Regions from separate parts of the Homo sapiens genome. Here region 2 is linked to region 1. A link is an interaction called in ENCODE POLR2A ChIA-PET data of the cell type or tissue named here. Cell type or tissue: PC-3. All regions are shown on one strand. Each heading gives the region's core, and the rest is flanking DNA. Links, peaks and the distances in the headings are about the cores only.

Evidence for each region. ChIA-PET counts read pairs that join two places held together with the same protein. Peaks named below come from ENCODE experiments on the same cell type or tissue, not always from the same donor. Only the 100,000 strongest peaks of a DNase experiment are listed, where the experiment ranks them.
Region 2: POLR2A ChIA-PET joins it to region 1 with 6 read pairs; 3 of 35 experiments call an interaction of 5 or more read pairs at or near these places.

Annotation. Positions count from the first base shown.
Region 1 is chr13:23,851,109-23,866,926 of GRCh38, forward strand. It overlaps MIPEP (mitochondrial intermediate peptidase), which reads right to left. Exons shown (of 19, transcript NM_005932.4): 8 at 13,033-13,081; 9 at 11,194-11,254; 10 at 7,752-7,804. Among named protein-coding and RNA genes, the nearest start is that of PCOTH, 30 kb to the right of the region's middle. RefSeq lists an enhancer at 15,013-15,152. In PC-3, for the core only: no CTCF peak of the experiment used is centred there; a DNase peak (open chromatin) is centred at 8,523; H3K4me3 peaks cover 611 bases; H3K27ac peaks cover 4,282 bases.
Region 2 is chr13:23,744,203-23,760,020 of GRCh38, forward strand. It overlaps MIPEP (mitochondrial intermediate peptidase), which reads right to left. Exons shown (of 19, transcript NM_005932.4): 18 at 12,343-12,416. Among named protein-coding and RNA genes, the nearest start is that of PCOTH, 140 kb to the right of the region's middle. RefSeq lists enhancers at 5,211-5,260, 8,837-8,946. In PC-3, for the core only: no CTCF peak of the experiment used is centred there; DNase peaks (open chromatin) are centred at 6,389, 6,709, 7,189 and 9,459; H3K4me3 peaks cover 1,637 bases; H3K27ac peaks cover 7,015 bases.

The sequences.
Region 1 (15,818 bases), core at 4,770-12,769:
TCAGACCTCTCCCCAGGTTGCAGACACGACTGGCCCAGAACTGGAGAAATCACCACCCCTTTTCTGTCCTGCAGGGATGCAGCAAGTGGTTCAAACTCAACTGGGAATAATAAACACAGGTATTTTGAGTCTCACTCAACAAGCTCCTAAAAGACTGACTTTTCAGTGCAATTGGCCAAGTTATGACAGATTTGGCATCCCTCCAAAATGACTGTAATAGACTGAAACACAATGAATCAATGGAATTCCATTAGTTTATAATGACGCTTTACAAAGAGAAAGCCAGATAATACTCATTTGTCACTAGTTCAGAAAACTATTACAATAAATCCTTATTTTGAGAATTGGTAATTAAAAAGAATGACTGACTCAGATGAAGACTATCAATGGGTGTTAAAGCCACTGGGTAAATGACTGAGGAAAAACTGGACATTTCCATGTTGCTGGGAACACCACAGAGATCCCTTTCTAGCTGAGAGGGAAACCCTCATCGCAGACTGCAGAGATCCTGTCAGCATCAATCTACCTAGTGGTCCATCTTCACATCACCCTCTGTGGGCAACTGATATTTCATGTCTTTTTTTTAATTTTCTTTTTTTTTTAAGAGATGGAGTCTCACTCTGTTGCCCACGCTGGAGTACAGTGGCATGACCATAACTTGCTGCAGCCTTGAACTCCAGGATTCGAGTGATCCTCCCACCTGAGCCTCCAAGTCGCTGGGATTACAGACATGTGTCACCATGCTCAGCTATTTCACATCTTTTGATGTGATGTGACACAAAGTATACAACATCACCTATGGGTGTCCATGCCAAAAACGGGAAATGTTTAACAGTGAGTTATTATATGTAACATCCAGCTTACAGGAATGATAGGAAGAGAGGAACTAGTGAAATGATGCCACAAGGAAGCACACAGATAAATCCAGAAAGTTAGAAATTCTGTAGGACAAATGGCCTGGTCTCTTCAACAACTGTTGCTGATAATATGACAAAAAAGAGAGTAAGAAGAGCATGAGGCATGGGGAATTGCTCTAAAGTAAGAGACAGGAGACAGAAAAGCCAAGAGAATGTGGAGGCTTTGTTGGAGTCCTAATTCTAACAAGCTAACGGGGAAAAAAGCTGATTTGATACTACCAAGGAAATACGAATATAGACTAGATATTAAATGATGCCAACAAATTGCTATTAAATTTTTATTAGGTAATAATGATACAAGAGTTATGTAAGAAGATGTTCATCCTTTTCAAAAGTACATAATAAACGTATAAGACTGAGATGACATGAGGGCTAGGATTTCCTTTAAAGTAATCACAAGCCAGGTAACAACACTTCTGTCAGCAATGAACCACATATGCTACAGTGGGTGGTCCCTTGAGATGATAATGGAACTGAAAAATTTCTATCACCTAGTAACATTGTAGCTGTCATGTCAGAGTACAAGGCATTACTCACAGGTTTGTGGTGATGCTGGTGTAAACAAAACTACTGTGCCGCCAGTCATATGAAAGCCTAACACACACAATTAGGTACAGTACACAACACTTAATAAATGACCATATTACTGATTCATGTATTAACTACACTATACTTTCTATCACTATTTTGGTGTACTCCTTCTAAGTTAACTGTGAAACAGCCTCAGGCCGGTCCTTCAGGAGGGATTCCAGAAGAAGGCATTGTTATCACAGGGGATGGCAGCTCCATGCCTGTTATTTCCCTTGCAGACCTTCTAGTAGGACAAGATGTGGAGGTGGAAGACAGTGATGTTGATGATTCTGACCCTGTGTAAGCCTTGGCTAATGTGTATGTTTGTGTCTTGGTTTATAACAAAAAAATTTAAAAAGTACAAAAAAAATTTTTAATAGAAAAAAGTTTATAGAGTAAGGATTAAAAAAAGAGAAAATATTGTTGTTCATCTATACAATGTGCTTGTGTTTCAAGCTAAATATTATTACAAAAGTATCAAAAAGTTTTTAAAAACTAAAAAGTTTATAAGGTAAAAAAAGTTACAGGAAGCAAAAGTTAATTTATTATTGAAGAAAGAACCATATCTTTCTATAAATTTAGTGTAGCCTAAGTGTACAGTGTCTATAAAGTCAATAATGGTGTACGGTAATGTCCTAGGCCTTCACACTCACCACCACTCACTCACAGACTCACCCAGAGCAACTTCCAGTCCTGCAAGCTCCATTTGTGGTAAGAGCCCTATACAGGTATACCATTTTTTATCTTTTATACCTATTTTCACCATACCTTTTCCATGTTTAGATGCATATATACTTATCATGTGTTGCAGCTGCCTACAGTTTTCAGTATGGTAACATTCTGTGCAGGTTTGTAGCCTAGGAGCGACAGGCTATACCAGAGAGCATAGGCGTGTGTGTAGGCTATACCCTTAGGTTTGTGTAAGTGCACTCTAAGATCATACAATGACAAAAGTGCCTAACGATGCTTTTTTTTTTTTTTCTGAGACAAAGTCTCACTCTGTTGCCCAAACTGGAGTGCAGTGTCATTATCTCTGCTTACTGCAACCTCCACCTCCCGGGTTCAAGCAATTCTCCTGCCTCAGCCTCCCAAGTAGCTGGGACTACAGGCACTTGCCGCCATGCCCGGCTAATTTTTTGTTGTTGTATTTTTAGTAGAGACAGGGTTTCACTATGTTGGCCAGGCTGGTCTTGAACTCCTGACCTCGTGATCCACCCGCCTCAGCCTCCCAAAGTGCTGGGATTACAGGCATGAGCCACTGTGCCCAGCCCACGATGCATTTCTCAGAATGTATCCCTGTCATTAAGTGGCACATGACTGTACATTAGTAATGAGAAAAGAGAAAGGAAGGAAAGCAGGGAGGGAAGGAAGAAGGAAAAGAAGAGCAAAGAAAGAAGAAAACTGAAAAAAGAGACAAATGAAGCAAACATAGAAAAATCTTGGTAATTGGCCAGGCGCGGTGGCTCACGCCTGTAATCCCAGCACTTTGGGAGGCCGAGGTGGGCGGATCACAAGTTCAGCAGATCGAGATCATCCTGGCTAACACGGTGAAACCTCGTCTCTACTAAAAATACAAAAAATTAGCCAGGCTAATTTTTTTTTTTTTTTTTTTTGTAGAATCTGGGAGATCAATATGCAGAGGTTACTTATATTGCTCTACTTCTGTTTGTTTAATTCATTTTTTTCTTAAACAATTTTTTCTTTGTTCTTTTTCTTTTGACTGAGCCATCCATTTCCTATTTGTTTATTTTGAAAGTTTTCATAATAAAGGTTAATTTTTAAAAATTTAAAACTACCAAGATCACTAATCCTATACTAACAAAGCATGAGATTTCTCACATCAAAAAAAAAGTCCTTCTGTGAGAGCCCATTTTTTGAATAGTTTAAAACACAAAACATCTGTATTTCATTATGTGAATGCGCTTGAGATTTTAAGAATATATCTTAGCAAGGAATAGACAATACTGAATTCCCTTTCCCAGTGATATCCTAATTTAAAAATAGCACCAAAATTGGCAGGGTGTGGTGGCTCATGCCTGTAATCCCAGCACTTTGGGAGGCTGAGGCAGGCGGATCACTTGAGGCTAGGAATCTGAGATCAGCCTGGCCAAAACGGTGAAACTCTGTCTCTACTAAAAATACAAAAATTAGCTGGGTGTGGTGGTGCATGCCTGTAATCCCTGCTACTCGGGAGGCTGAGGCAGGAGAATCACTTGAACCCAGGAGGCAGAGGTTGCAGCGAGCTGAGATCACGTCACTGCACTCCAGCCTGGGCAACAGAGGAAGATTCTGTCTCAAAAAAAAAGAAAAAAAAACAATAAACAAACAAACAAACAAAAATAGCACCAAAATAAATGAAATACTGAAACTCATTACTCACAGAAAAGAAATAGTGTTTCCAAAGCATCAAAAACAAAATCCAAACACTGGAAGGATACATTAAACAACTTAAAAGTGGTGACTTCTGGGGCAGAGGTAGAGATGAGTATTCTCAATTAATACTTCTTAACATTGTTGATTTTTTGAGCCATGTGAATGTATTGCCTAATCAAAAATAAAATTTAATTTCAAATAAAATAATTTATTTTTGTATCTGAAAGACGTAATGTTACTCTTCCATGAAGAATCTTACAATAAAGCTTTAAAAAGGAAAAATGAGCTGCTCTTTAAGACTTGCTGACAGTCACTTATACTACTACGGTATTTTCCAGGATCAACCTTTGGCACTTTTAAAACATGTTAATTTCTCCTCCTGCTTCTAAACAGGTTCTTTTCTTTAGATGAACATTAAAAACTTGAAATAAATCTGAGGTATTTAACATAAAAGCAAAAGACTCCCTGAGGTTAACTTGAAAAAAAGGCTCGAATCAAGGAAAGCCCCTTCTATATTTCATTTTGTGTCAAGCCACACATTTAAGTCTTTACTTGAAAGGTGATGAATTTAACAAGGATTTAGAAATCTTCACTTTGTTCCACTCTTCTAACCCCAAACCCAACCTATGATATTTTTCCTTTCTTTTCTCATCCATTACCTGTGCGGCAGCCTCCTCTTGTCAATCAAGATTACTGAAGCCTCAAACCAAAACTCAGTAGCCTATTAAGCTACTTAAAATAGATTTTTAAAACCCGATTCTTACAACCCCTTCTGATGCATTTCTGCATCCCTTTTCCTGGTTCTTTTACTGAGTTAATAGTCAAATAAATAAATTAGTATTAAAACTTTAAAATAAGCTAAAGCCCCACATGGATATCTGGCAGACTACATTGTGTTCCCAGCATACCTGGTGATTTCAAGGACTTAGCAAGCAGGTGGAAGACTCCATCAACCAGTGAGCACTGCAAACATGTCATGCAAAAACATGGCATTCTCTTTCTAAAAAAACCTCATCACTGGATTGCTTTTCATGGTTACTGGTCTAGATACAAGTTTGAATAGGGGCTATGAATTAGTATGTATTTACTGAGGGTCCAGAATGTTTGTTCTTGCAGAGCTTTAAAATATGGTTGACAAGACACATTTAACATCCAGAACATCTTAGCAGGTCAACTGTGTAGCACACAGGCTGTTAAGCACAGCGGAGCCAGGAGCTACACAAGGCTAGTGCAGACTCAGCAGCTTCATGGACACCTGGCAAGATGTCACAGATGTGTAAGACAAACCAGGGAGGCAATGGGAACCCACTGCTCCCCTGACAGAGGTTCTGCCTTTGAGACAGAAAGGGGTTTGGCTGGGATAAACTGTGGAGGAAGAGCAGCGGTGGAAGAAAAATCAGAACAAATAAATGTGAGTAGAGATGTTTCTTTCTGTAAAACAAAAGTAGGTTGTGATCAGATCCTACAGTGCGCCCAGAGCCAGGCTTGTGGGCTGTTGGCAGCTATATTTATACCCACTGTTATTTAAATGCAAATTAAGGGGTGGGTTAATGCAAATTGGGGGTAGATTATTCAGAACTTTCTAGGAAGGGGGTGCTAACTTCCCGGTCATTGGCCTTGGCACTAGTAAACTGTCAAGGCGCTGGTGGGAGTGAATTATGCTAATGAGTAGTGAGGGCAGCCAGAAATCCCTTTCCTTGCCATCTGTTGGTCTGGGCTGGTTTCTTTACTTCATTCTGTTTGGACCAGATCCTGTTCTGGTCAGGAGGTTGTGACCAGAAAACAAGTCCTGCTGATCTCCTACCTCGGAACCACCATTTGGGCATGCTATATTTACAGAGTATAGTTAGTGAAAAAACTATCACTTATATTTAAGGCCAAGGCATTAATGAAAATAATCAGGTATCGGGGACATGATATGAAAGGAATACCTGATAAAAATGAGAGTAGCAAAAATTAGAATATTTATTAAATTAGAATATTTAATATTCTAAATATTGAGAATTAAAATTAGAATTCTAAAAATTAGAATATTTAATATCAAATATATTTAATTTACATTACTCTCCAATGTCAAAAATCAAATGCTTTACATAAACATGGAAAGTACAAATAAATTTTATTACTGATTTATGCTACATCTTTAACAGGTGAAACAACCAAGCCAAATCTTTCTTTGACAGAATTTTAAAAGAGACATTTTATTTTTTAATGCAACTATAGGGAGCAGGGTTTCAAGTTCTGCAACCAGAAAACAATTTTGTAAAACAAATATATTCTAAACCCTCGTTGTTTACCATAACCAAATTATTATAGACTTTGAATAACAGTTTATGTGTTTTCACTAAAAAAAAGACTGATGCTGAATTTGAGATACATTTTTAAAAAAATGGTAGCTAACCAACCTGGGCAACACAGCAAGAACCTATATCTCTACAAAAAAATTTAAAAATCAGCTGGGTATGGTGGTACACACCTGTAGTGCCAGCTACTTGGGAGGCTGAGGCAGGAGGGCTGCTGGAACCTAGGAGGTTGAGGCTACAGTGAGACATGATTACGCCACTGTACTTTGGCCTGGGCGACAAAGTGAGACCCTGTCTCTAAAAAGAGTTGTTTAATGAAAAATAAAAATAAAAAATAGTAACTGACCAAATATTCTTAACTAAAGGTTAGGACACAATTATGCCTTGTAAGTAAAAATGGTTTTGGCAACAGTGATAGATGGAGACCAAAGAGAGGAAAATAAATGAAAATTAAGTGAGTAAGTGCTTCAAAACACTAATTGATCTTAGGCTACCTCATCCTGCTGGTATAGAAAAGAATATAGAAAGTTATTGTTTTCTGTTTTTATGACAAATGCTGAAATAAATAATTAAGCAAATACTTCTTATTTTGGAGAAGTACCTACTATGCTTTACTTGATGCTTCAATAATGCATAGTAATAAAAATATTTTAAAGCTTAATACCAAATAAATACACGTATCATCACAGTACATGCTGGTATGCTTTAATGAGGAAAAAAAAACAAAAAACTTACATTTTCTTCTATTACCTAAATCAACCTTAACTCTCCTACTTAAACAGCATATCTCAAAAACTAACTACAAGGGAAAAATGTTAATAAGTTGTTAAAGAGTAGGATTCTGAGATTTTTTTTTAAAAATTCCTATTGGGTATATAAAGTTGCTTCAGCTATAAACATTTTAAAGTGTGTTCACTGTGAAAAGAGCTCTATTTCTTGGGTTTATAACATAAAAATTACAGAAATAGTGTGTCTGTAGGGAGAGAAGGGCATACCTACTTTTCTCCAATATAATAAACACAGGAGGATATAGAAGCCAGAGGAGTACTTCTGTCAACTTAAGTTCCTTAAATCTTTATTTCATTTATATCCTTCCAGATGGACCAATAATGTGTTGACAATATATGTGTCCAAATAAAAATGAGAAAACATAAGAGCGCCACTGCACTCCAGCCTGGGAGAGAGCAAGACTCCGCCTCAAAAAAAAAAAAAAAAAAAAAAGGAAAATAACGTAGTACCACGCCATGTACCACTTTATTCCTTTACTGGTTCAGTAAACACATGCTGAGCCCCTACTCTGGGCCAGCAATGGGATACAACAAGGATTCCAGCAATGCTCACAGCCTAGGAAGAGAACCAGAAAGCTACGCAAGGGCAGAGCTGGAGAGGGACCAGATTGTAGAATTTTAAACAAGGAAATGATACAAGCAGCTGAAGAATACATGAGTGGAGCAGACCACGCCAGCAGAAAGAATGGTGTCAGGGGAAGGGTTTGTACTGTGGGCGACTCAGTGGATGACAGTAGCTGCTGAATAAACATTAGTTTCCTTTTTCCTTTTCCTGTACGGGTATTTCTTGAAAAACTTACCTTTCTGCACGAATCACACCACTGTAGTAAGGGGGGTCCCAGGGCATTACTTCCTACAATGGAATAATTCACTGTTAAGGAAAGCTACTGACTCTTTCATAGTTTTTATCAGCAACGTGGCCAGCCTATAGAATGTAAACCAGCTACTGTTCATGTAAATCAGAACAATTTTATAGAATCCCTTAAAAAATTGATAGCTTGGCAGAAAATACCTGGCTCCTTATTTTGACTTCCCTGTAATCAAGAGATAGTGAAGTATAACTAAGACCTACCCCAGAATCTGGGGAAAAGACAAACAAATGTCATTCTGAAGTGGTATCTAACAAAAGTAAACATTAACGAATTATATTAGCCATAATGAAATTTTTCCCAAAATGTAACCCATGTATTAATCCATAAAACACACTGTAGGTAAGATGAGTGTACTAAAGGTAGGATTAAGGTTCTTTCTAAATCTAAGCAAGAAGCTTTGGGTAGATATCAAAAATGAAAGCAGCAATTTAAAATGTAACCAAGGCAGAATTAACTCTAATCTTGGCAAAGAAAATATGTCATAAAGAAGTACTATAGTACTAGTTGCTTTTGATGATTGGCACATAATACTGAAAGAAGGGAAAGCTTGAATACTTGAATGACTGTCCTTCCTTCTAGGTGTCCAGGTGGACAAAAGAGTGGTTAAGAGACCAGGCTGTGAAGACAGACTGCCTGGGCTCAAGTTTCCAATCCATACCAGACTATAAACTGCATGATGACAGGGACTTTGTTTGCATCCTTCCCTATTACATTCCTGTCCCCTGAACAGTACCTGGCCCAGGGTAGTCACTCAGTAAATATTTGTTGAAAGAATCAACAGTACCTCCCAAAGAAGACTGCTGAATGTACTTAAACTATTAAGTAGAATATCTGGCATTGAGTAAGGGCTCAACAAATGTTGGCTACTCTCCTTATTACCATTATCCTTTAACATTTCAGTTTAGGCATAATCTCCTCCAATAACAAGGTGTTATTTCCCATATTCCATGGTAATACTTATATCATGGGATGCATGACAACCTAAGATACTTGTAGGCTTATTTTCTTTCTCCTCATGAGTGCCTGAAGGGCAGGGACTGCGTCCATGGAACCCTAGCCCCACAGTGTTCTGGTCCTGGCACACATTTTCTCTAACAGATGATTATTTGCTATCTGCTAGATGCAGACAGAGTGCAGGCTGTAATCAGACAAAAACAAGAGGATGATAGCCTAGGCAGTAGAAGGGCAAGTGACTCAACAATCAGAGGACAGTATGTCATGTCTACATTGTGCCATGTAAAACACAGCCCACAAGAAGAGTATTTAAATCACAGCGGAAGGTTAGGAAATGTTCTCAAGAAGGCAAAGCCTGAATTGAGTTTTATGATAGAAGCAGTTAATCCAGATGAGAAAGGGAGAAAGGCATTCCTGTAGGTGGTGTTTGTAAATGACTGGAAGCTGCTCACCATGCCATATTTATGTGGCCGGCACGTAAATATTAATTCAAATTAAAGAATCAAAGAAAGCAAAGCAAGGAAAGAAAGCAAAACTAAGTGAATAGAGATCACATGAGCATCACACAGGTATTAGGAGAGAGCAAAGAACACAGCCTCGGCTTGGAGGGGCAGCAGAAGATGAAGCTAGAGAAGGAGGCAAGGGCCAAATCATGAGGGCTTGGCGGGAGCAGCAGGGTAGTAGGAAGGGAAACTGGAGAATAACCAGGAGCTACTGAATAATTTTAAACAACAGAGTGACAAGATCAGATCTGCTTTTTAGACAAATCCCTCTGGTGGCAATTCATTCATTCATTATTCATTCATAGTTCAAATAAGTGTTGACAACCAATTCTATGCCTAACACTGGGCTAAATACATGGCTAAACTGTCTGAATCCAAGACGGCTTCGAGTGGAGCAAAAACAAAAGGCTAGAAACCAGTTAGGCAATCCCAGTTACCATCTGGGTGAGAATAATGATTGGGATCATAGCCCAGGCTATGGCAATGGGCACAGGAGAAGACACAAGAGTTCACAGGGAGGGAGAATCTGCAGGACCTAACAAATGATTATGGGGGAGGGGAGTGTGCAGTGCCTGGGGTGCTTGTTGAAACACAGATTGTGGAGCTCACCCCAGTTTTTGATTCAGTGGGTCTGAGGTGGGGCTCAAGAATTTGCATTTCTAACAGGCTCCCATGTGATGCTACTGCTTCTGGTCCAGGAACCACACTTTGAGAACCACTGGTCTGGATTAAGTATAGGTCCTGACCAGAGCAGCAGGGTGAATGGTGGCACCATTCACCAAAGCAGGGACTTCATGAGGAGATTGGGCATTTCACAAATATCTGCAGAATAATTGTATCCATAAGCTATATACAAATATCTACAGATAACAGTTTAAAGTCATATTCACTTTTACTGAATTAGCTTTTGGCAACACATTTTGTTTTTTATTTTTCTGTTTCTATAGTCACCAAACTAAATTCTTACCTATTATCTGGTTTCCCAAATAAGCCTACCTACCAGGTCAAGGTGTGCAGATGACTGTGCAGATGACTAACAGTAGTTACTTTGCTAGACACAGCTCCTTCCATAAATTAACAGACTGACATGCTACTCTACACATCGCTGAGTTTAATGGGATTAATCTGTTTCCTAGTGGCTGTATCTGGGAAGCTAGTAAACAGTTTGTAAATCTGCAAGGCCCATTTCCCTAAATCTTCCTTATGACTATGGCTCTGGCAGCAGCAACTAAGTCAAGAACTAATAACAGCATTTGGAAAAGAATGGTGTAGACAACCCCGGCAATCCTGTAGTGCCCTAGAACCAAATGGGAATGAGTCCTAATATCTGGACTCTCGACACTTTTCAGGGCACTCCCCCAATCACCTGGGCAGCATTCTGGCCATAACAATACTTGTCTATACTCTTGGATCACATAAGGAAGATCATATAATCATATGATTGAAAACAACACTTAAGTGTTTTTAGAATGTGGTATACTTTGTTAGTCAAATACTCAATTGGGCACCATAAATTAGCTAACAAATAAGCAAATGAACTGCAACATTAACACTGATGGTTAAAATTGCCACCTGCCAGATGAAGCCTCCACTGAGTCTCCTTAAAGTCTGCTTCAAACTGAGAAGCCAACATTCCACAGAATGAAAGCAGTCTTTGCATGAATATATACACATTGTGTTAGTGTATATACATAAAATATGTCGACTCCTCAACAAAAATGCTGTATGTACAGGCAACATCAGTTTGGGACATAAGAATCAAATATTTCAACATCTTTATTCACCAAAACCGAGGATCAGAAACAAGACTAAATGGACCTGTAGCCTATCACAAGAAAGTTCCTGAATCAAAAGATATTGATTTCAGTTGACAGACTGTCTATATTATAATAAAAATATTCCAACATACTTACGGAATTTTGAGGATTCAGTTTCATTTTCATCCCTCGTATCATCTCAAAATCTTTCAGAGTTCTATAAAACAGGTTTATCATTACTTGTTAGGACAAAATTTTAACAATTACATTATGAAAGGACTAGTTTGCTTATGTTACATTCCAATATTCATAAGATTAGATACAATTAGTAGTGCACACATAAATCACTATTAATCCAAATTTTACCTAAGTGTCATGAGAAATAACAATATATAAAGCAGCATATTACTGCGATTTCTACCTTAAAAAGCATCATGGTGGATAAATGTCTCAAGAGTACTAAAGCTTGGAAAAACTAGCAATGTCATTACAAATATGCAAAGCATTAATCACTAACTTTAAATCACTACTTTTTGCTATACCTTTAAAAGAGACTTAACAAATTAACTCCTAGAAAGGAATTTTATCATTGGCTACATTTAAGATTTCTAGTCATTTTTCCCCTTTGGAAAAACTCTAGCTGGTCAATAATTAAATAGGTATTTAATATTTGTAGAATATGACATGTATATTGGAATTAATTCCTATATATACCTGTAAAATGATGAAGCTATGCTTGCTCTAAAATCTATAGCTATGTAGAGAAAGACTACTAACACTTAACTAAGTAAAGCAGGATAAATCCTCAATAAGTGCATAACTAACCCTCTTTCTTTATTGTATCAAAGACACAGTGGTTCACCAGGATCATTAAAAGAAAATTTTAGAATTTATAAACATAATCCAAACTAGAGAAGAATGAGTTCTAAGGCATGAGTTTATAGTCCAAAACAGAAATGTGAGCCAAGATCCAATGTGTTGGTGTAGCCACAACAGGCAAACAAAATTTTAGACAGCATTACAAGAGAAAAAGAGAAAACATCATCCTTTTTTACAAACGGTGACTGCTTCTTCCTAGAATCCTTAGTACCTAAAGGTGTGCTGCCTCTCAACTAAGGCCTAGAAGAGGGCCAGTGAAGGGCAAGTGTATGATCGAAGGCACTGAGCAGGGGAGGGGCAGGGGAGGCAGGAATACAGGTTGAGCCTCCCTAATCTGAAAATCTGAAACTTTCTCAGCACTGACATGATGGTACAAGTGGAAAATTCCACATGTGATGTCATGTGATAGGTTGCAGCCAAAACTTTGTTTCAGGCACAAAATTATTAAAAACACTGTATAAAATTATCTTCAGGCTATGTGTATAAGGTGTATATGAAACATAAATGAATTTCGTGTTTAGACTTGGGTCCCATCCCCAAGATATCTCATTATGTATATGCAAATATTCCAAATTCCCCCCAAAAAATGAAATCCAAAACATGTGTGGTCCCAAGCATTTCAGATAAGGGACACTCAACTTGTTATAACAAACGGACACACCAAAGGCAGTAGAACACTTCAGCTTGAAATTACAAATGTTGAGATAGAACATCCTTAAAATACTACACAAAATTAAAAAGACACCACATCCATGAGCCTCCTGTATTTAGGCCAAAAGAAGAGAAATACTACTTTATGAACTTGTCATAAAATTCATGGTACAAGTTAAAATAAATAGTTTCAAAAACATTTTGGTAAAGATTTTTAAAGTGCAAATGAAAGATGAATTTCTAAAAACAATTGTTTAATGAAAGGGGACAGCTTATGTTTTCAAGAATGGCACATAAGGAAGACAACTATGGCCTTTTAAAGTATGTCTCATAGTGAGACAGGTCTGGTCCAATATGCCAAAACTTATATTCTAGGTCACTTCCTAATTTTTTATAAATCAAGTCTTCTTTAAAAAGACTAAATAACATATAACCAAAAAACTAAATAGTAGAATAAAAACTAACCTTTCAGAAAGTTTGTCAGATAGTTTTTCAAGGAACTGCATGACAGTCTCTAAAACGAAATCCAAAAGAAAATATCTTCAATTATGTGAAATAAAATGAACATATCTGTTAAAATTATTATGTGATGATCATAATCTATATCCCACAATTCCCTTAAAGTGATGATTTTCAAAGGGAAGTAGAGCTACCAACATATACCAAACATATAGTAAATGCTTCTAGGTGATGACGATCTTTTAATCAGAAAAAAATTAAATTGGCATACTAATAATCCACAGCGTCAGATTCTATCCCAAAATTAAAAGAGTTAATGGGACCAGGTGGCTCATGCCTGTAATCCTAGTACTTTGGGAGGCTGAGGGCAGGGGGTGGATCACCTGAGGTCAGGAGTTCAAGACCAGCAAGGCCAACAGGCTGAAACCCCGTCTCTACCAAAAATACAAAAATTAGCCAGGCGTGGTGGTGCATGCCTATAGTCCCAGCTACTTGGGAGGCTAAGGCAGGAGAATAGCTTGAACCCAGGAGGTAGAGACTATAGTGAGCCCAGACTGTGCCACTGTACTCCAGCCTGGGCAAGAAAGTGAGACTCCATCTCAAAAAAAAAAAAAAAAAGAGTTAATGGGAGGCTAAAGAAAAAAGTACAAAATTTCAAGGTGTTTCTATCTATTCATATGTGTAAGAAAAAAAAGTTCTGAGACATGTCTGACGTTTTCAGAGTTTTAAAGAGATATCTAGACTGCTTTGTTCATAAAAATAGGTGCAGTGTAGAAGTATAATTCCCTGAAATAAATTTTTTAAGATCAATGTTTTTCTTGATAACAATTTTATTGTTATATACAACTGTAGAATAATCTATTCAGGATAAATATGAAAAAAATAGCAAAATAAGAAAAATAAATATTAACTTCTGATAGAATTTTTAAAGTATTTTTATTAAAATACTTCTGCCATAGTTGTCATAATTTACAAACCCATAAAGGCAGTGCAGTAGAATTATCACCGTTTCCCACAAGAGGAAATGTTTTGCAAGTATTTCTGAATGTAGCACTTTTTATCACTGACTTATGTGTACAGAGCTTTCATATGTATTTTAGTTCACCACAAACACTATGTTTGTATTTTCCAGATAATCTTTTATACAGTTTTAAGTTTCCTGCCCTCTCTTCAATTTAAGTTATCTCCTTTTGAGTGAAATAAAAGACTAAGGAAATAAATAATGGTGGTTAACCTAAACCCAAACCATGAGGTTTCTTGCCACTGTCAATACTTAACAAGTCCTGTGTATACGAATTCTGAAAACACTGGCTCATGTGCCATATGAAACAACAATAGGAATTTTTGGGGAACAAAGACATTATTTAGTCAACAATGAAATCTCATTTTAGGATTATATTCCAGGTACCATACCAAACTGTTTTCAAATGAATCCCTATGTATGCTTGTATACGTTTTATTTCTTAATAACCGTGTTTTAACATTCACCCATCTTATTCTTCCAGTCATTTTACATGTGAAGAATCTGCCTCAATTAATTTTTTTTTTTTTTTGAGATGGAGTCTTGCTCTGTTGCCCAGGCTGGAGTGCAGAAGTCCCATCTCGGCTCACTGCAACCTCTGCCTCCCAGGGTTCAATCGATTCTCCTGTCTCAGCTTCCTGAGTAGCTGGGATTACAGGCACCCGCCACCGCGCCCAATTAATTTTTGTATTTTTAGTAGAGATGGGGTTTCACCATGTTGGCCAGGCTGTTCTTGAACTCCTGACCTCAAGTGATCTGCCTGCCTCAGCCTCCCAAAGTGCTGAGATTACAGGCATGAGACACCACATCTGGCCTGCCTCAATTAGTGTCCCCAGAGAATTGTCATATTAAGATTCAGTTTGAAACCCCCCACTAAGTGCCTCACCGCAGTTACCTCCTCATTCACTAGCCACATGAATGCCCGCCTTAGCCTCAGTCAGCCTCTCTGTCTTCCTTCTGCTCTGCTGAGGACTCACTCCATCACTGTGCATGACAGTTTCATTTCCCTCAGGGCGCCTTCCACAGCCACAGATGCATCTGACAAATGCCCCGAGCTCCTAAATCCCATGGCATTGTTTTGTCTGTACTACTCCATCGACACCGAAAACGTGCCAACCTCTATTATTATTTATCTTTTTATATGCATATATCCAGCTCCTCAACTAAGCTTTAAATCCTCAAGGACCCAGAGCACATCTTACGTGATGATGTGCACAACAGCCCCCTGCCAATACATCAGCACACCAAGCACTTAGTGCACAAGGGTGACCTGCCAGTCACGGAATCTGGAGCTGGGTGCTGCAGGTCCAGTGAGCTCCACGCTGCTACAGCCAGTGGTCATGCCCAGCCCTCCTCACATCTGACCTGGCCACAGCATGAGTCAGCTGATCTCTCCCCTCTCCTGTAGACAGACCTTCTGCGCGGCCTCCAGGACCACACCCTGTAATCACTTTCCACCTCCCTTAGTGGCCGTTACATCTGGCAGCGTTAACTAGCAGTTCCTCACATGCCTGGCCTCTTAAACTTGAAGGCCCCAGAGCGCAGTCCTTGGACTTGTTCTTTAAGTTCACTCTCTTAGTGGTATCAGAATCTCATTTTAGAGGTTCAGACTTACATATGAAGCTCAGAACTCCACACTCCATCTAACTGCCTACCCAACTTCACCACTTGAACCTCATTTGGTATCTCAAACTTAACTTGAAACAAACCAAGTTTCCGGTCCTCCCAATCTTAGTTAACAGTAGTAACTCACTCTCTTTCTAGTTGCTTA
Region 2 (15,818 bases), core at 2,687-10,686, 110 kb before region 1:
GCAATTACATACTAGTATATATATTAGCTACTAGTTAGCATACTAGTTGGCACATGCCACTTTTCAGATTTGTCCCCATGATATCTTACTCTGATAACCCAATAATATCTTCTTTGAGCATCACTGTATTCCCAACAAGGCAACTCAGTTGCCAAAAATTATGAAAGAGCAAGGGAAAAAAAATACAGTGGAATATGCATGCACATATTTCAAAGCAAAAACTTCCTGGTATAATGAGAAAGAAGTTGAAGAAATTACCAGCCCACACAGGTGAGTCAGAGTACCTGACTCTGAATCCTAGTTCTAATGTCTGCTACTAGGTGATCTCAGGCAAATAAGTTACTTATGCATCCCTTGGACTGTTTAGAGAATTAAATGAGATCATACAGCAACATGCATAGTACTTGGCACATCAAATACACTCAACAAATGCTTTTAGCTGTACTTAGTGTTATTGCTGTCACTATTGTAACAATGAACAATAAAATAACAAATGTATGCTTGGTTTGATTAAACTTTTATGACTCCCTCCTAGCCATTCAATGCTGGCAATATACAAGTAGCAGAAATTAGTTTTATTGAAAGTATTTGACATGAAGGATTACTTATCTTTAGAAAATCAATACACAGGCTATGGAAGCATTTAAATAAAATGTCTATCCTAATGTGGAATGCACGTGCATCAAAAGGAAGACAAAAATAAATCTAGTGTTGAAATTCCACTATTTTGAGTGTGTGACTTAAGCTTTTAAGAATTTTGTTAAAGCTCAGTTTTATTTAAACTGCTAGAAAGGGAAATTTAAGTACAGGTTGGCCTTCCTCCTGACCCTAAAGCTTAAACAAAACATACATTTAGTACCGAATGGAAAGAGAGTAAAGAAACTGTGTGTTACCTGACATACTCTAACTTATGTGATGGGTCACAAAAATAACTTGATAATGCTATTCAGATATTTGAGATGTGCAAACTCTACAATTAACCAGGGACTATTCAATAAGAGAAACTTTAATGTAAAGATAAACTATTAAATGTAAAAGAAAATCAGGTATAGGTATAATTTCTTAATCTAATTTCATTATTAATAATGTTACATCATAGTCATAAAGAAAAAGTTTCTTTTACATTTAGTTGAAAAAGACATAAACAAACACCAGAAGATGTCTTGTAAATGCTCTTTCAGGAAACAGTCCAGTTAAACCAAGAGAAATCTTGTTCCTACATCCTCTAGCAACATTTCATAAAAGAGTTGGCTAGCAAATGTCAATTTCAATTCTTCAACTAAAATCTGCTCTAAATCTCTATAATTATTACTATAATTTAACTTTTTACTGGTACTCCTTCCAAATGTAAATTCATCAGTGTATTGCCAACTTGTGATTTCCTCAGCCCTTGAAGCTTGATGCCTGAGGGTGTCACGCAGGAAAGTTAAGAATCTAGATCCAGACCAGGTGCAGTGGCTCATGTCTGTAACACTGGCACTCTGGGAGGCCGAGGCGGGCGGATCACTTGAGGTCAGGAGTTCGAGACCAGCCTGGCCAACATGGTGAAAGCCCATCTCTGCGAAAAATAAAAAAATTAGCGAAGTGTGGTGGTGGGCGCCCGTAATCCCAGCTACAGTCAGGAGGCTGAGGCAGGAGAATCGCTTGAACCTGGGTGGCAGAGTTTGCAGTGAGCCGAGATTGTGCCACTGAGCTCCAGCCTGGATGACAGAGCAAGACTATGTCTCAAAACAAAACAAAACAAAACCTAGAACCAGACGTTTGGGGATACAACATCTGCTTCTGTAACCTGTGTTTAGCCCACTCAGCACACTTTTTTTTTTTTTTTTGAGACAGCGTTTCACTCTTGTCACCCAGGCTGGAGTGTAACGGCACAATCTTGGCTCACTGCAACATCTGCCTCCCAGGTTCAAGTGATTCTCCTGCCTCAGCCTCCCGAGTAGCTGGGGCTATACGTACATGGACCACAGCCAGCAAATTTCTGTATTTTTAGTACAGATGGAGTTTCACCATGTTGGCCAGGCTGGTCTTGAACTCCGGACCTCAGGTGATCCACCCATCTCAGCCTCCCAAAGTGCTGGGATTATAGGCATGAGCCATGGCACCAGGCCAGAACAGTTTTAACCATAAGTTAAGAACACCATCTATAGGCAGAGTGCAGTGGTTCACGCCTGTAATCTCAGCACTTTGGGAGGCTGGGGCAGGTGAATCACTTGAGGTCAGGAGTTGGAGACCAGCCTGGCCAACATGGCAAAACCCCGTCTCTGCCAAAAATACAAAAATTAGCCAGGCATGGTGGCACACGCCTGTAATCCCAGCTACTCAGGAGGCTGAGGCATGAGAATCACTTGAACCAAGGAGGCAGAGGTTGTAGTGAGCTGAGATCACCTCACTGCACTCCACCCTGGGTGAGAGAGAGAGACTCCCTCTCAAAAAAAAAAAAAAAAAAATTAAAAAAAGGAACACCATCTATAACAAATGACCATCTTCAAAAACATCTTATGATGTTTCCATTCAGCACTCAAAGCACTGAGAGAACGTTACCTACATTCCTTTTAGAAGGTAGTATACACTGACATCATCTAAAAATGGAATCATTAGTATATTTTTTGGAATGAATCTACTACAAGATATTTACTTGAGGAAGAAAAACCTCTCAGACCTCAAAGTCAACCTCTGGACGTATCTCAAAATGGAAGAGGGACCCATCAAATTTATACAGAAAGTAGATGATAGCTTACTATTAGAGAAAACTGTCAAAACAAGCACTACCCACCAAAAGTAACGGTGACAAAACAGAAGTTGAAGAAGACAGTAATCAAGAGTCTATGGCTAAGAGGTGTCGAGGAGTGCTGTGGGGCAGCAGGGGCTCTGGAGGCAAAAGAGTGTGACCGACTCCTGACTATGCCAGAGAATGGCTCTGAAACAAGACCTTTGCTTCCATACATGGGAAGTGGAGATGACACGACCCACCAGAGCAGTGTTTGGTGGATTAAAGATGCTGCCCATGACCCACCTGGCACATTTTCACTCTGTCATTGTCCCTTTGCCTTTCCTGCATGGAGAATCTCCTTCCTGCATGCTGCTTAAACAGAGTACTATCTGAAATCATTTAGGCGGGATCTCTTGATGCCCAGGGCTTATGAAGAGGTGCTTGACTCTGGCCAGTAAGGACCTATTTGGGAATGGATAGCGGACCCCCTTTCTTCTAGTGGTGTCCCCTACTTATTATGCCTGCTATCTAGCTGCTTAACAGTCAGTACTCGTCCAGTGGGCAGAACCAAGCACTGTACTAGAACAAAAAGTGTCTAAAACACCGTGACAGGAAGGAGGAAGGGCAGGATAGGAGTAAGAGAACAGCTGAGAGACTGAACAAGTGTGGAGACAGCACAATGGCTATATATTTTTTTTCTTTTACATGATTAAAGAACTTCACGAAAATATTTAGCCTGTAAAATATCCAAAAATATTCATGTGATAAAAAAAATTCCTGAACCAGGCAAATAAAAACCTGTTCCCATTGTAATCATCACAACTTTTTGTTGTTGTTGTTGTTGAGACGGGGTCTCGCTCTGTTGCCCGCACTGGAGTGCAGTGGTGTGATTTCGGCTCACCACAACCTCTGCCTCCCGGGTTCAAGTGATTCTCCTGCCTCAGACTCCTGACTAGCTGGGACTACCGGCGTATGCCACCATGCCCAGCTAATTTTTGTATTTTTAGTAGAGAAGGAGTTTCACTATGTTGGCCAGGCTGGTCTCGAACTCCTGACCTTGTGATCAGCCCGCCTCGGCTTCCCAAAGTGCTGGTATTACAGGCATGAGCCACTGTGCCTGGCCTGTTTTGTTTTGTTTTGAGCTGGAGTCTCCTTCTGTTACCCAGGCTGGAGTGAGTGCAGTGGTGTGATCTTGGCTCACTGCAACCTCCGACTCCCAGGTATAAGCAATTTTCCTGCCTCAGCCTCCCAAGTAGCTGTGACTACAGGTGCATGCCACCACACCCAGCTAAATCACAACTTTTCTACAGCACAGGAAACAATTGCTCTTTTAAGTCTATTTTGGTATTCGTGTATTCACTCATTGCACAAATATTTATTGAATGCCGATGGGCTGAGCCCTGTAACAGGGGCTGCAGATACAGCTGTGAACATGACAGTCAGTTGCCCTCCTATCACAGAGCTTAGACTTTATTGAGGGGCAGAGACCATAAACCAATAAATGAAATAATACATGTTGAAATTAGGAAGTAAATGTTAATATGTGCTATGAAGCAAAAACAAAGCAGAGTAAGGGGGTAGAGAATGTCTGACTACAGGGGAAACGAAGAGACTCTATTCATAAATGTTTAAACAACCCATCAAAATTCATCAGAATGATTTACTTCCAACAGCAAAGTTTTACTTGGCATGCTAGTAGTTTTAAATCATCTTATCTTTTAATATTTAATGTATCTGTGTGAAGGGGTTTCCTCCTAAGTCCCTCCTAAGTCCCTCACAAATGTAAAACACATTTCCTTCCTCCTAAGTCCCTCACAAATGTAAAACACACCCTGGGGTGGGCACTTATCCCAAGCCAAGGCTGGTGCTTTGAGCACGTTCTGGCATTTATTTATGCTGCGCCTCCACATACCTGGAGGCACAGATGCTGCTGGCTCAGTCAGGCAGAACCTGTCAGGCGTTAAGGCTTATCTTTCCCTTGAAATCCCTTATTAAAAAAATAAAAAGCAAAGACACCTAAAAAATAAATTTAGGAATAACCATCCAGAGGTAGTGTGCATTTACTGTTCTCCTACAGTGCTGGGCACACCAGCCTTGCCACACAATGCCAATATTTAGAGATTGATCAGATTACATAAATGCTAACTGCATGCTTTAAAACTAGAAGTATTAACTACTACTAATTTTCAGTGCTATAAGACAATGTAAAACGCCTTTTCTGTTTCAGTATCTGTGTATACCTTTTGACAACAGGGAAATTAATCAAGCTATTGCTGAACAATGACTGTTTATTTAGCTTTCTTATTTTAAATGTCAGCAGTACTCCTGCTGACAGACAGGACTTATTGCTCCTCGATTGTCGTGATGTTTGTATTGTGCAAATAACACCAATAGCAAAGCCTTGCACTAAGCATGTTTTGCCTACTAGGTTAGTAATCAGGTTATTTTAAAAAAAAGGCATCAACGCTTATTATTTAAGCTGCTGTGTCACAAGACATCAAACTTTCAAGTGGACTAAATATTTTGGGTCAATTTGAATAAACGTGTCATCCTGTCAGTCAGAGCTGTCTGAAACTGAAGTGAGTTTCCTTGTGAAAAAGTGAGTTTCCCATCATCAGAACTGTATGGGCAAAGAGCTTTCTCCAGCCCATTCTGTACAGAGTCCTTCGCAGTCACTCAGAAACTGAATCCGACAGGCTTGGGAGCTTCCTGAGCTGAATTCTCGCAGTGGCCGAATTGCATAAGGGCTTCTTGATTTCTGTCCCCCGTGACAGTCATAACCATGCAACCATCTCTATAACAACTGAAGCACGGAGCTTGGGAGTCATCCTTGATATCACACTCACCCTCCTCCATGCCAACATAAAACTGATCTTGGCACTACCTGCCTTAAAAATACTGTAATTGGTTTCTCATAGTCCTCAGAATAAACACCAACTCTCTTTCACAGTATCCACAATGCCCTGCCCGACCTGACGCCCACTTACCTTCCAGCCTCATTTTGTGCCTAATACTCCTCTTTCAATCTCACCTCCGTGCCCCTCCCTCCCCCAAGTGGCAATGAAAAGGCTGCTGGGAAGAAGGGAAACATGGTGGAGTCAAGGTGTGGACCAAACCATGAGCAGTGGTGTCACTGCTAAAAACCTTCCCAAGGAGGTTCTTTGTTTTTAATTAAATTTTAAATTTCAGGATAGTTTTATATTTACTGAAAAACTGTGATGGAGTCAAGAGAGTTCCTCCACACTCCACACTCAGCCAGTTTCCCCTATCATTAATATCTTTCATCATGTGGCACATCTGTCACAACTCACAAACCAGTATTGACAGAATATTGTTAGCTCCAGCTACACTTTAGTCAGATTGCCCTGGTACGATCAAAACTAGCTGTCTTTTTTCTGTTCCAGGACCAACCAGGGGACCATACTACATGTAGCTGCCGTGTCTCCTTAGGCTCCTCTAGACTGTGTCAGCTTCTCAGACTTCGTTTTCAATGACCTTGACAGTTTTGAGGAGTACTGCTTAGGCAGTTTGCAGAATGTCCTGAATTTGGTGTGTCTGGCATTTTTCTCATTATGAGACTGGGGTTATGGGTTTCTGGGAGGAAAACTTCCCATCATATTATATCAAGGATGCATACTGTCCACATGACGCATCACTGATGCTGACCTTGATCATCTGACTGAGGTCGTATTTGTCATTTCCCCCGCTGTCTCTAGAGTGCTCTGGACGGAACTCACTCTGCACTGCCCACATAATGAGTGGGGAGTTATGTTCCACTTCCCTAAGGTGGGGAGTATGTACATAAATTACTTGGAACTCTTCTCTATGGGAGATTATTCTATTCTATTCATTTAATCATTTATATCAATATGGACTCATGGATATGTATTTAATACTTTGTATCACATCCCAAGACTGTGATTTATTTGGCTGCTGGAGTTGGCCCAGGTTGGGGCACTGGGAGCTCTTTCAGTGGGCCCCTGCTGCGATGACACATGCGCCCATCACTGTGTGTGTTTCTGGGCACTTCCTTCCTTTCTGGCACTATAAGATGCTTCATGCTCATCTTCTGTCTTCCTTGTTCCAGCCCTGGAATCAGCCATTTCTCCAAGGAGCCTTGGTTCCTCTTACTGGAGAATGGTGTAAACCCAATTTCTGGGTGCTGATGTGCTCCGTGCTGCTGGAACTGAGAACTGTTTTTAAAGAAACTAGTAGATAGATATCTTCATTGTTTGCATTAATCTTCTTGGAGCATGGAGGTGATTCTTTGGAGTATAAACCATAATTCTCTGGTTTGTTTCTTAAACAAAAAAAATTTAATAAGCTAGAAGAGATGATATAGGATAATATGGCAAAAGCGAGTGTGTTTGGCAGACTATAAATAAAGCTCTACAGAAACGTAAGGTATTATATTTTAATCAGCTTAAGGTAAGGCCCTGCGGGCTTCTAGACTTTGGTTTGGTGAGTCAGTCTGATGCGAAAAAACAAACAAAATCGAGTTTCAGTTTGTTGAGAATTGACTCATTTAGCTACTACTATTTCTTTCCATCTGATCTGATGTTTGGTCCATTTGAAAAACTCCATAAAGTTATTATTTAGTATCTCTACTTGCATACTGCTTTTGGCCAGAGAGATTCTGATTAGAAAGGAGCATGGAAATAAAGTTGTTTAATATTTACAAATAACCTCCTGGAATGCTAAAATCTTGGACTTTATCCTTTCCCTTCCCCTCCCCTCAGATTCTTTGCGGAAGAGTTGAAGAAAGAGAGCATAAGGAATTCTGTAACCAGAGGCAGAACCCAAAACTAACTGGGCCATGTCCTGCTTACATGGCTGTGGGGAGAATCTTTCCATCAGGACCCCCATGGCTAAAAATGGTTATAAACTAAATTGACAGCTTTGCCACAAAAGTCTAAAGGAGCTCACAGGAAGAGGAAGATTTTATTGTTGATCAGTGGATGTCAGGCAGGTCTCTCCAATGTCAATGAGAATAGATAGGTTGCGACATTAAAAAAAAAAAAACTTGGAGATCGTTAAGAGAACCATCAGGGCCCAAGACCCACATTGCTTACATCTCTTGCCTTCTAAAGGCCAGGTCACTTTCATGTCAGAATGTAAGGATCAACAGAGAAAAATGTGGGCAAGGCAGCACAGAGGGTATGAACACTGACAAAGTTTCATTATTTATAAAAATAGGGACAATATGACCTGTGTTATAGGGGATTAAACTTATCAGAGGATAAGTAAAATCTGAACCTAAAAACTCAGTAAGAGGGATTTACCTAAAAATTTTACATAACATAAAACACAAAAAGACCAAATAGTTTACAGAGGGCAATATGAAAACTTGCATGAGTAATACAATTGCCATTCACAAACTGCTGAAGTAATATAGTTTCCATTCCTAATATCTATATAATTCTACCAGTCTATTTGCTGTAGTAAGAAACAATTCTGCTTCCTAGTGGGGGCAAAGTATTACTTCCTTGCTATTCACAAGCCTCAGCATATCTGTCTTTTTAGAAAACTGCACATTTTCTGAAGTGGCTGTAATGGAAACTGAACCTTAGATCATGCTCACCATAGCATACTTAACAAATATTCTAGTATATATTTTATAAAATGGTAAAATGAATGGAAATGCCATATCATCATGGTTTATTTTAAGCAAAAACCTTAAGTTATCTTATTACTCAGAAATGTGATTTAACATAAGCCAAAAACCATTGTGGGGGTATGAGATGAACAGCAGAAAACCTTAACATTGACAATGAGAGTTAAACCTCACCCCAGATGTCTCAGCAATTAAGAAAGTTGGTTTCAGTCAGGTATTGCCACATGTGTTTAGTGGAGGATTAAGTGACTGAATGTCATGCCTATAATATATATATTTATGTAAGCTATGAATGTGTTTAAAAATAGACAAGGCCATACTGTCAATCTGCAAAGCTACTGCCACACGTCTGTACACACACCCCACCCCCTTCAGAGATTAAAAAAAGGAGAAGCAGATTAAAAAGAAGTGCTTTGGGCCAGGCAAGGTGGCTCAGGCCTGTAACCCCAGCACTTTGGGAGACCAAGGAGGGTGGATCACCTGAGGTCAGGAGTTCGAGACCAGCCTGGCCAACATGGCAAAATCCCGTCTCTACTAAAAATACAAAAATTAGCTGGGCATGGTGGCACATGCCTGTGGTCCCAGCTACTCAGGAGGCTGAGGCAGGAGAAGTGCATAAACCCAGGAGGTGGAGGTTGCAGTGAGGGGAGATCGTGCCACTGCACTCCAGCCTGGGCAGTAGAGACTCCATCTCAAAAAAAAAAAAAAAAATAATAATAATAATAAGACAAAAAAAGAAGTGTTTTGAAGTCAAATCACATTTTACCTCCCGCAAGGAAATTAAGTGACTTTCCTAAGTAATTTATAGACAGTAAGTAGCAGAGTCACTGACTGCAAATCCAATTCTATTTCACCATGTGATTGCTTTCTTTCTCTGGGGAAGAAAATACTGTTTTAACCACTATTATGTTGCCTTCAAATGGTATTTGGTGTGTTAGGCTTTTTAAGAAAGCCCCTGCTGCTGCAACTTGTCTTTTTTCCTGTGAGGATCACTCTATGTAAAGTTAAGTAATGGAAAACTTCTGAATAAATACCTTGCAGCCAAGAGTTAGAGAGCATAGATACATGGTTGCCTAGCAGTGGCCTTTAACTGATGAATGTAAAGCAAACATCAGGGAAAAAAGAAAGTAGAGGAATCCTGTGTGCTCAGGGACTTCCTTGAATAGGGTGTTGGCCTCTAGCTGGTGAGGACTAGAAATGGCCGAGGGACTCAGAGCTCTGAGCAGAGCCCTGTTCCCAAGGGATGACTCATTCTGAAAAAGACAAATAATCTAAAAGTTTGCCTATGTAGAACTTATTATTCAAAGATCAAAAGCATTCCCTATTTGACTTCTCTGAATTTGTATCATTCAAAGAGCACAAATATGAATACAAAGGTATTCTGACCCTAAGAAACACAGTCTTATAACTAAGGAGGTAAAAAAAAGTTGTGATTTGGTTAGGGAGGTACATAGTTTGAAGGCAGGTGTTCTATTTCTTTCCATTTTGCTATGTAATATAATTCTTTACATTTATCCAGGAAGCAGTTAAACAAAAATATATAAGGTACCTATAAAAAGTTACATTTTCATAGAAGAATACTGCCAACGAGATCCTGTATGCTTTTACATTACAAATCTCAGTAATTTCACCCATCACTCCTGGTAATACCCCAGTGTTAAGGCTGTGAGCCAACACCTAAGACCTGCTGTTTTGGGGTACAGACTGACTGCCTCCAAGAAAATGAGAAGCCACTACTATGGGTCTTAGCTTACAAATCCAGCCCTATGAAGTGACAACTGGCATAACCCTCTTTGCATGTCCCCCATTCATCTCTGACATGAAACAAATCATGTGAATTAATGAGATCTGACAGAACAGCATTAAGAAAAATATTAAAATGTAAAAGTAGAATTGTTCTATTGTTTGTGTTAACTAAAATCTGAATACTTAATCATCTCTGGTTTGAATGATGGACTTCTTTTTCTCTCATATGTGAATTTTAGTGCAGAAAATATTAAGTTTCTTAACACAAAATTGTTTTGGATAAAGAACAGAATTTTTGAGAGTTAGTTGCAACATTCTGGGAAGCCGACTAGAAAAGCACACCAGCCAAAAGATAAACACTGAAAAAGATTTACATTTTTTTCTTTTGATGGTATCTCCTATCAGCAAATGTTGAGGTGTAGCAGCATGGCCTGGGAAAGGATGAGCCAAGCACGGCTGCCAGGAACACACACCTCACAGAAACTCACCGCTTATTTCCGCCTTAGCTCGGGGTGGGCTGGCGCTACCAACCACCAGCCAAAAGTATACAATGTACCCAATCAGTAGCTTATTATGATGTGCCTATTGTTTCACTTTTGCCTGGGTCTGGAACAGACCCTGAACTAGATGTCCTGTCTGACAGTACAGGCAGCTGAAGAGCTTGGTCTGCTTGCTGCCTGAGGTCCTGGTTCAATCCCTGGCTCTTCCACATACTGCCTTGTTACATAAGCAGAGGGCCTAACCTGCTTATTGTCTATAAAACGGGGATCATAACTCCTACCTCATAGGGTTACTAAGAAGAGTCAATCAACAGATACATGGTAATCCCTAAAACCATCCCCAGAGGTGGAAAGTTCAATAAGGACCAGTAAGGACTAGCTGTAAATGATGGCTGTGTCAGCATGCACACTTCCTCACTCTTCACAAAGCTGATGGAATGAATGCAGTCTCCAAAAGAGCAGGATGTTTGTCTAAGCGTCTTTCACTACTTCACCTCTGGCACATGGAATCATGTCTGGCACATAATTAGCACTTCACAAATATTTGCTGAATAAATGAATGGCTGAAGGCACTGCACAAATATTTGCTGAATAAATGAATGGCTGAAGGCAAGAATCTGGAATTCTGCTAAAAAGGAGTACAGGCATTAGATTCAACAGTCTTAGGCAAGGAGACATTTAAATCACACTCATGACTACCCAGACACACTCAATTACTACAATGAAAACACTTCTCCAATATTGAAAGTTATTTCCTATATGCACTTTTTCAGATAGCCAGAAAACTTTTCAGATAGTCAAGCTCAGCTGCAAATATAACCATCAATATATTGCAATTATCTAGTAACATTCATATCTTCCTATAAATATTTGTAAGCATGTTTCAATGTTCTTATATTCATACATGAAAAATCATGATGATCACTTCCATTTACAATTAAATTTTCAGTAAAAATACTCAAATAAAAAATTACTGAGAAAATTACATAGAAAAAAAGAATTGTAATACCTTAAAGATATTAAGTTCTAATTTTTCAACAGGTAAAAAAACAAATCTAACCCAATGCCTTGGAATTTCTTGAAAATATGTAGTTTTAAACTTTCAGAAAAAGAAATAAAGGAATAAAAAATAAATGAGTTCTTTAGACTAAAAAAAAAACACTGTGACCTGTTAAAATCTAAAGGAAAATTTTCTAAGAGTTTATGACAAATAAAAAATTTTTCTATTAGAGTATAAGTAACACTTTGAAAGCTAAAACCTGAATCTTTATCCTGGTACTTGAATAAATCATGGCAACTAAAAATTAATTTACTTAGGACACAGTGAGACAGATGCTTAGAACACAATGCACAGCTAAGACATTTCTTTTTTATTTGCTTATTTATTTATTGTTTTGAGAAGGAGTTTTGCTCATGTTGCCCAGGCTGGAGTGCAATGGCACGATTTCAGCTCACTGCAACCTCTGCCTCCTGGGTTTAAGTGATTCTCCTGTCTCAGCCTCCCGAGTAGCTGGGATTACAGGCGTCTGCCACCACGCCCAGCTATTTTTTGTATTTTTAGTAGAGACAGGGTTTCACCATGTTGGCCAGGCTGGTCTCGAACTCCTGACCTCAGGTGATCCACCCTCCTTGGGGCCTCCCAAAGTGCTGGGATTACAGGCATGAACCACCACACCTGGCCTAAAACATTTTCTTTAAATGAAAAAAACATATGGAGAAAACATAAATCAGCTTTCATTATAGATGGTGCCATTTTGGTTTTGTTTTACCTTCAACCATGAGCATGGGCTCCCTGCCTCCACCGTGGGCCAGCATCTCCCTGCGATAGCGCTCCCCGGCAGCCCTGGGGAAGAGAGGTTCTGTTACAGACTCCTGCTTGCACAGCCTCCATTCACACTTGTCTTGAATTCTCAAAGAAAGCCACACTGATGCCATATTCATAAAAGCTGCCACCATGTGACAATTTGGCCCCTATTTTCTTGCTTCTAAAAATCAAATTCTGGCTTTTAAATTGTTCTAAAATAAATTAAATCAGGTGTGACATATTCCCTGTAAGAGGATAACTATACTTTTGGCTATCTGTTCTGTTAACAAGAGACCTCACTTTATAAAAATAATTAACTTATGTATTATACAATAGCTGTCCCCAATCTTTCTGGCACCAGGGACTGGTTTTGTGAAAGACAATTTTTCCACAGACGAGGGTTGATGGGGGAGGGATGGTTTCAGGATGATTCAAGAACATTACATTTACGGTGCACTTTATTATTACATTATACATTGTAATATATAGTGAAATGATTATACAACTCACCATAATGTAGAATCAGTGGGAGCCCTGAGCTTGTTTTTCTACAACTAGATGGTACCATCCAGGGGTGATGGGAGACAGTGACAGATCATCAGGCCTCAGAGTCTCATAAGGAGTGCCCATCCTAGATCCTTGTGAGAGGATCATAAGGATCACATGCGCAGTTCACAGTAGGGTTCCTGCTCCTATGAGAATCTAATGCTGCCACTAATTCAACAGGAGATGGATGGGGAGCGGCTGCAAATACAGATGAAGCTTCACTTGCTCACCCACCCACCACACCTCCTGCTGTGTGGCCCAGTTCCCAGTACCAGTCTGTGGCCTGGGGGTTGGGGACTCCTGTTACAGAATAAGTAAAATATTACATTTTATTCTCTATAAAAATAGTTTTGTGATTATTTTAAATGAGGCTTGAAATTATACCATTAAGAAATAATTTGTGATGGCACCTAATAAAGAAGAGAAAAAGAACACTCTAAAACAAGAGTGAAGGAAGAGAAGCTGGCAGGAAAAGGTTAATTACACCAGAAAACCTTGGTTCAGGATAACAGTTAACGGATCAGCAAACTCCACTGGAGTGTGCGGGTGATAAAGGCACAGTGGAGGCTGCCTTGTTCCCGTCTTCTGGTACTCTGTGTCACCTGGATATGCCTACCTGACGGAGTTCCACAAGGAACGCTGTTAATGACAATATGTGAAGGCAGGTTTGGAATAATTTTTGTAGACATAAATCCTCCAAACTAATGGGACCTGGAAACAAGTTATTTAGTACTACTCTTTTGTATTTTATGAAAAATGCAATTCCTTTAACATACATGACTACATACTATGATGAGACAGGTTAAATAAATTTTGATATTGTTTCCATTTGAGAAGCTCTGGAGCCTCTTTACATGTGGGTCATTTTGTGAACATGGTCTTTAATCAGACTTTTTGATAGCATTACAGTATCAAAAACATGCTGACATCAAACACTAGCCCTGGTCACATCCTGAAGTGAGTGCTAAGCGAAGCAGGAAGCCTGGACTGAGGTGGCGCCTCCCCTCAGGGGCAGGGGTGGCTGAGGGGCCCTGCCTGACTCCCGACCTGGGGTGCTCTGAGGCCCTTCTCAGCCATGGGATGTAGTGCCCTGACCCTAAATCAAATCCCTCCCCACAGGCCTCTAGCTCCTGGCTTGCCTCAGCTCTGCAATGCCTGGCTTTCTGATGTAGGCTCCAGCCTGGTTATTTCTCAGGAGTGAGATCAAAAAGGAGACTTTGACAGAGGTTAGAAATTTTCTAGTCTAGTGAGCATTTTTACTAGCTTACTTTAACATGCCCATAAAAGTATGGCAACTACATGTCTAGGCAAGAATGTACACATAAACAAGATATAAATATTTAGAAACGTATATATTTTATAGTATGTACTTTTCTAGTAAAGTATACTTCAAACAAGATGATATTTTGCCTATTTTACAGAAATCTACAGTAAAAAGTTATAATCCCTGAAACTGATTTACTGATGTCAAGTTTGGCTAAAGATCTTTTAAAAATAAAATCTGAAGAGCAGACCAAATGTCTACAGTCTGCAAAGGGCAGAAGACAAAATACATGTGAGTACCAAGCTGCAAAATATTTAAAAATTCTATGACATCACATTCAGACTCAAATAATTTGAAACAAATGTGATTATTAACTGCTGAGAAAAATCCAAGTCTAAGTCAAATTGTATGACAGACTGAGAGGGTGAGGTGGAGGTGGGAGGGAGAAAAAACCAGGAATGAGAAGACCTAGATTATAGTCTTAGTCCAGTTTTTAATGGTGAAGTCTGAACAAACTGTTTTCTCTGAGCCTCAGTTTTCTCTTATAAAACGTGCTGGTTTCTGCCAAGACTGCTGTGAATACTATGTGAAAACTCTAGGACACTCTAAAAACCAAGATAAAGCAGTAAAAATAGCACTCATCAGCCAAAGTTCCCTGAAAAGAATTTGGAGATGTAGTTATTTGTGTGGTGAGAAGATAAATGCTATAAACAACTCTGACACCAGATTATAATTACTGGTTTTCTTTCAAAGAAAGAGCCTTCTAAGGAATCATAGGACCCAAACTTGACAACGTCTTGGTTCCTATTGTTATAGGGATTCCTGTTAGGAGGATCAGGAGGCCAAATCAGGGAGCAAAGGGAAGATCTCCTACATCTCTCCAGCCAGCATGGGATCCTCTGCACCTCCCCAGACAGCACGGGAACCCTCGCACCCTTCACCCAGCACAGGACCCCCACGCACCTCTCCAGACAGCACGGGATACCCCACCCCCACCAGACAGCACAGGATCCCCCGCAACCCCTCAGCCAGCACAAGATCCCCATACCTCCCCAGACAGCACAGGATTCCCCACACCCCCAAGACAGCACGGGACGGGATCCCCCACACCCCCCTAGACAGCACAGGATCCCCTGCATCCCCCAGCCACAGCATAGAATCCCTCACACCCTCCAGGAAGCAAGGGATCTCCTGTACCTCTCCACCCAATGGAAGTTTAACCACTACCTGGCCTTTAGAAAGAGATTGGGAAAGCAGGACTACTGATCCTAGGCACCCCTACTTCCTCCCGACAATGCTCCCAGCCTCTCCAGTGCCTTGTTTTGCCTCCATTCTGTGGAAAGGGGTGGGCATCCCGTATCACGTGGTGAGGTCAGAAAAGCCAAGAAAACCCACAGGAGCAGCAGGGGCTGCTTCAGGTAGCACAGGAGCCCTCATACAAGGGTTCCCTCAGACACCACACAGCCACCTCTACACAGTGGCTGCAGGGTAGGGGGATGTCCAGGGCCACCGGTCAGCTGCGGGAAGCAGGAGCAAGCTTGGGTGGGAATGGCCAAGTGGGGCGAGGCTGTGTGGGGAGCCTGCCACTTTCTGCCAGGTTTGGCTGTGTTATGTGGGCTGCAGTTCTCGAG